2 separate regions of the Mus musculus genome follow, and region 1 is linked to region 2. A link is a loop called in an ENCODE intact Hi-C map of the cell type or tissue named here. Cell type or tissue: left cerebral cortex. All regions are shown on one strand. Links, peaks and the distances in the headings refer to the core of each region. The heading gives the core; the rest is flanking DNA.

Evidence for each region. Peaks named below come from ENCODE experiments on the same cell type or tissue, not always from the same donor. Only the 100,000 strongest peaks of a DNase experiment are listed, where the experiment ranks them.
Region 1: it touches region 2 in a loop (3-fold over the local background); 24 of 42 quality-filtered maps call a loop at or near these places.

The regions. Positions count from the first base shown.
Region 1 is chr12:56,984,684-56,987,602 of GRCm38, forward strand. All of the region lies in intron 1 of Slc25a21 (solute carrier family 25 (mitochondrial oxodicarboxylate carrier), member 21), which reads right to left. Among named protein-coding and RNA genes, the nearest start is that of Gm30001, 88 kb to the left of the region's middle. In left cerebral cortex, for the core only: a CTCF peak has its summit at 1,577 (motif pointing left); a DNase peak (open chromatin) is centred at 1,574.
Region 2 is chr12:56,692,939-56,695,857 of GRCm38, forward strand. It overlaps Pax9 (paired box 9), which reads left to right and starts at 2,533. Exons shown (of 4, transcript NM_011041.3): 1 at 2,533-2,919. It overlaps Gm15524 (a long non-coding RNA gene), which reads right to left and starts at 1,829. Exons shown (of 3, transcript XR_003950120.1): 1 at 1-1,829. In left cerebral cortex, for the core only: no CTCF peak of the experiment used is centred there; DNase peaks (open chromatin) are centred at 1,639 and 2,707.

The sequences.
Region 1 (2,919 bases), core at 295-2,794, 290 kb after region 2:
CTGGGGAAGGACAAAGTACAGAGTGCAGTATTCCAACGAGGATTTGGGCTGATCTGAGAAACCCAAGAAAAGTGCTGGGAAGGAAATGCAGATCTAGAATGACTGGCTAGGTCATTCGATCTTGCTTCTGAGAAGGAGTTTAAGGACCTCTGTTTCAGATTAAGCAGCACTTCATCCCGTCCCTTTGCCTTCTTAAGAACGCAGATACTTTTGCAGAGTCAAAGGAACAAATGAATCCAAAGAAGAGAAGAATGCTGTACTGTGGATGTCAGCACGGAGGTTCAGAAAGTAATGCAGAGAATAAACCAAGCTTTTTTTTTTTTTTTTTTTTTTTTAAAAAAACCAAGAATTCTGACACAAAGAAACGAAGTAATGTGGAACCAGGGAGGACACAGCAAAGTCTTTCCTGAAGTGCACACAACCAGGGAGATCAGCCAGCAGATCTCCCATAATGCAGATGAAAGAAATCCTCTATCAATTTAAAAAAAAATCTATTCATTACATTAGTTTAAATATACACTTTAAGATGCCCACATTTTGTGACTTTTTTGTTTTTAAATTACACAAAATAGTGCTGAGAAAATATCTTCTATGTATTTGACAATGGAAACAGAAATACTACACTAACAGAACTAGCTTTTAAAATATCAAGATGACTCCACCAAGAAATTCAAATTAAGATCGTGTACTTTTAATATAAATCTTCAATCGTAGATCCCAGCTTTAGATAAGTGATTTTATCCTATTGCTTAGGGCTTTAGTGGTGATTTCTAAAATGAAGGTCTTTGTGTATACTTAGTTACTGCATAAAATTTTTATATTGTGTTCTCCCTGTGTAGTTTAGAATATATAAAATTAAATAAAATCGAACTTTTATTGAATTTAGAAAAAATTCATGGTTTGTTTCTAGAAACTCAGGGAAATAAGGAAACCTTTTAGAAACGTGTGTGATGCGTGGTTTAAATGCTTATTTTACGGTTTGCTTCCAACCTGCTATAACAAGCGAAAGTTAGCATAAAAATGTGTGACATGTTGAGAATCTCTCCAAATTAAGTTAAAGTATAATTAGATGAAACAAAGCAAAGGTGTATGAAGTTATATTCACAACACCAAGCGATAAACAACTGTATCAACTTCGAAAGTAACCCTACAAAAACAAAACTTGGAAAATTTTGCTCTCAATACGTTGCAACTATTTTAGCATCATTTTCCGTTTATTTATATTACCCATGTTCTTTATTTTCACTTATTTTAAGCGTAGCTCGTCTTTTATGATCAATACTAAACTCACAAAAGTCGAACAAGAAAGGAAATTGCTTTTTTGAGACCTAAATTCATTTTCCAATTCCTAGAATTCAATGGGACAGCACCTGTTTTAATTCTTTTATCTAAAATGTTCAGCAATAAGTTATTGTGATATGAATAATTTTGGCTAAATTTTTAAAATTCCAGGAACAAAGTAAGCAAATAAAAATACTCTCTGCGCAGGTACAAGAGTTTAGTAACCAGGGAGTAAGAAAACTGTCCCTGAAGGGACTGGAACAGGAAGCAGAGCCGTGCTGGCACCTAGTGGAGATAGACGGTACTACAGTTTTCTGCTTTTGCCTCGGAGGCTTGCTGTGGAAAACTTTTTAATTATTTTAATCTAGGCTTTTTATCACACATATTTGAAAGAAAGACAAATGAAAAGTATTTTCAGTGATTGTGTCTAGTTATGCAACAAAATATCGTGACTTTAATCTTCTGCAGGGAAAGAAAGAAATCTTGGAAGGTGGTGAAAGCGCTGGGGAGGAATGCAACCAGCAGCCGGGGAAATGTCACAATAAATGTAAGGATCATGCAATGCCCTTTTCCATCGTATGTTTACCCAAACAGGATCACACTAGTCTCTTTCCAACCAGCCAAAAAAACGTTATGAAATTAAGTAGCATGCTGTATGCTTGAAGTCTTGTTTTTATCTGGTCATAAGTCACCAAACAATATTTAGGACTAGTTGGGACTAAACTTGGAGTTTTAATATTGCCAAACATTACATGTAGGGGGATAGTCACTTTCCATTTGTGACATGTTAAATAGAAAAATGTAAACCCTGGGCCCCATCCCCACTAAACTCTCATCCTAGGGACTGGGGAAAGGATGGTTCTGTGGAAGTTTCTTTCTCAGAAGTGACCAATGGGCTCATAAGCGGACAGAAGGAAAGACACAATAACTGCTACATCTGTCATGGAGAGAAACATCAGCCCATCTCCTCAAATAAACTCACGCTAGGGTCCCCCCTAACTGCCAGCATCTATGGTTCCCTAAAGAAAAGATTTTAATGTATGGATGTTAGTTCGTTTCCCAAGTTTTAATTTGTGCCTATATTTGTGGTAGTTGGGGCGTGGGTGGGTAATAACTGTTCTGTACAGACACAGAAGGGCCAATTCATACTGGGCTTGCATGGTGGTAATTTGGGAGTCAAGTTTCTGTAACTGAATGGTGACTTTGATTTTTAAAATGTAAGTGTTCCCTTATTGGTGCTAGATTTTCTTTAGTTCATCAAGCACTTGCATTCTTATAGACATTTGGCTTAAAGTTTCCTTCATACATGAGAACTGTCCAGGAGCATATTCTTGCTCGTGGGTAAGCCTTGCTTTGTTGTCTTTAATTATAGTCCAACCTAAGGTTCATATGTCTTATCCTATACGCCCAATGAGACAAAGCTTTAATAACAATCCTCTCCACTTTCAAAATGTAAAAACTTATCACTTCCTGTAAACTTGGTTTAGTTAAGGGCTGCCCATTTACACGGAGGCCCTAGGTTCGGCACAGCTTGCTCAGTCCAGACTTGAAAGTACTGCAAAGTCTAATCAGAATGGCTTCTTGGAAAATGGAAGCAGGACATTAGATCACACTTCCCATCAGTGTTTCCCAGTGAAT
Region 2 (2,919 bases), core at 303-2,802:
TCCTCCTTCACACCCTCTGGTCCTCTAGCTTCCAGTCTCCTACTGAGTAAATATTTACCCAGAGAAGGGGTCGCCCCAGAGGAGGCCTTGGAGTTTAGAGAAAGGCTTTTGGTTTCCTTCTGGCCCGAGCCAGCTGCAGGCCTTTCTGGTTGTGTTTTGGTTTTGGTCTTAGATTTTTCCTTTCAGTAAAAATTCTCCTGATTCCCCCATGACCTCTTGGATCCAGATCTCAGTAACCAGGGGCCCTGGACCTCAGTGACCCTTGCTCTTTCTTGAAGTCCTGCATCTCTATGTCCACTAGGGCTCACTGGAGGGCTCTCTTCTCCATCTCCTACCCTCTTCTACCCACTCCTTCATTTCTTGTCTCTCACCTCACACATCTCCGCCCTCCTGGTTTTTGCTAAGACTCCTGGGATCTGTGGCTACTTGATCCCTAGGGCACTGTGTGCCCTTGCTTGGGAAGGGGAGTTTCCTCACAGGCCCCTTCTTGGAGATGACATGGCTCTCCTCTATTCCAGCATCTTCGGTTTATAAGGTCTCTAAGCACCGGGTGGTCATGGGCGCTGAAAGTGGCCCAAAGTGCCCAAGGTTGATTTATTCTGGGCCTCCAAGAATATTCTGGTAGGAGAGCCTGAGGGACACTGAGGAGACCCAGTAAAATGCTGTCCGCGCATGCCCAGGGAGATCACCAACAGCCAGGTCCAACAGATAGAAAGAAAAAAAAAAAACCGATAGATGACCAACAGTAGACCTGTGCAAGAGCAAGGGAGGTGTGCGACAGCTAAAGGGGGCGGCAGTAGATGTTATGTACTAAACCCCAAACTAGACACACAGGTCTCTTGATCACTCCGGGTTGATGTAGCTAGATTCTCATTAGGACACCACATCTTGCTAGTCCACACGGGCTGGGGCACTATCTCTGTACACCAGTTCAGAAGGGTGTGAAATACTCAGTGGGTGCACGGAAGTAGAGCAAAGAGCACACTCAGAGAACACTTCTTGCCCGTGAGGATGAAGGTTCCTCATCACGGAGCAGAGCACAGTATCTTCTGTGAGCAAGTCTCAGGCGAAGTTCTGATCTCCACTCAGTCTCTGAGTTGCAAGTAATTTATACTATAGCATGGGGCTGGGGGTGCTTCTGAAATCTTGGCTTTCCTTGTTATAAAGCACCTGACTACGCAATACAAGTATTGAGCGGAGACAAGGATGAAACCACAAAGTCGAGCCTTGAAATGACTTTGAACATCTGAAACCAACAAATAAAGGGGGGGGGGGGCTATGTTCAAGTATTTCTATTTGTGAAGCCTCATTGTGGAAATACCTGACTGCAATAAAAGACATTTGAAGTAATCTTTCAATCCTTAACTTGATTGTAACTTGAATTCAGGGTGCACACCCACCACAGAAGCAGATGCCTGGAGATCAATGGTCAGCTCCAAGACTGATTACTAGACGTCCTGGGCTCTTGTCATTTACTGGTGAACATCGGGATTCCTCTGATTTCTTTGTGTGCAGAACCTTCGGGAGAGTGCGCGCATCACCTACATCCTGGATATGTGTTAAAGAGAGGGCTGTTGTGATGGAGACGAAGTAATATCATCCACTTTCCGGTGTCACACAAATACCCGAATCCATTCACAATGCTTCTCTTCCTTATTTCGTCCACATACGTCACAACCTTGTCTCCATAAAGAAATGCATTTCTCTGTCCCAAACTCTTCTATCCGTTTCGGATTTGGGTGAATGAAAGTGAAAAATCCCCAGGTAGGCAGAACCACACAGCATCTGTGGTAGCTAAGCTGAAGTCGCGGGGAATTACATACAGATGCTCAGAGGCAGTGTCAGCGGGTACCTCCTTGGGGCTGACTTTCATATTTAAAATCAAACCTTTCAAGGTGGCTCTATGGTGTTGAGAACCCTGGCAAATTCTTACACACGGAAACCAGGACCCTGGGTGAGTGATGCAAGGGGGTGGGATGGGATGGACGTGGCCACTGCCACCAGCGCTCCGGGGATCAACCCTCCTTCCCCGTGGACGTCCTGTGCTCCTCTTTAGTCTGGTTTTTTAATTTTTTTTTCCTCACTGCACCTGGCCTCTGCTAGGATCCTGCTTGACTGAGGTTTAGCCCCTCACTGCTGGACTAACCACTTCGGGCGGGGTACGGGAAGGAGTCTCTTGTCCTTACACCTCAAGCGCCTCCTCCACTCGACTTCTCCCCATCCTGAGTGAACTGGAAGGAGATAGAATTTGTGGACAAGATTCTGACAGTCCCCAAAGGTCAGCATGACAGGTAGTTCTCAGTCATCCCTTAAGGGTCGTGCCACTTGTTCTCTGAGAGCTCTAACCTCCAACTTTAATTTGACAAATTCATCTCTTCCCCAAAAGGTGTCCTCGGTCTCTACCCACTTAAAGTTATTCAAACCGAGACCAAAGCTTCTGTTCGCTTATTCAGCATTTTTATCAGCTTGATTTTGCACTCTGTTTGCGGCGCCCCTGGGAAGACGTCAAACACTCTTATTCATTGTATTTAGTCACCCAGGTGCGGAGCCAGCCAGAAACAGACGGCGGAAGGAGTTTCCCGGACTGAGCTGTCACTCACCGGCCTGCACCAATTACAACGCAGATTGCTCGCGGGCCCACCTCTTTTGGGGTGTGTCACAAGTGAGTGATAGACTGAGCCGCCCGGCCCTGCTCAGCCCAGCCCACGTTGCTGCTTAGATTGAAATGCAGAACTCAAGCCTCTTTCAGCCCGGCACAGACTTCCTTTTACTCTTTCCTTTGGCACTCTTGTCGCCTCCTCCCGGGAAGAAGCCAAGGCACCCTCGGCTTGGAGCAGCGACAGGCCGGCTCAGTGAGAACAAGAAAAAAGTTTCTTTCTGGGAGTGCGGAACTGGGGCCGGGTTGGTGTACTGCTCAGA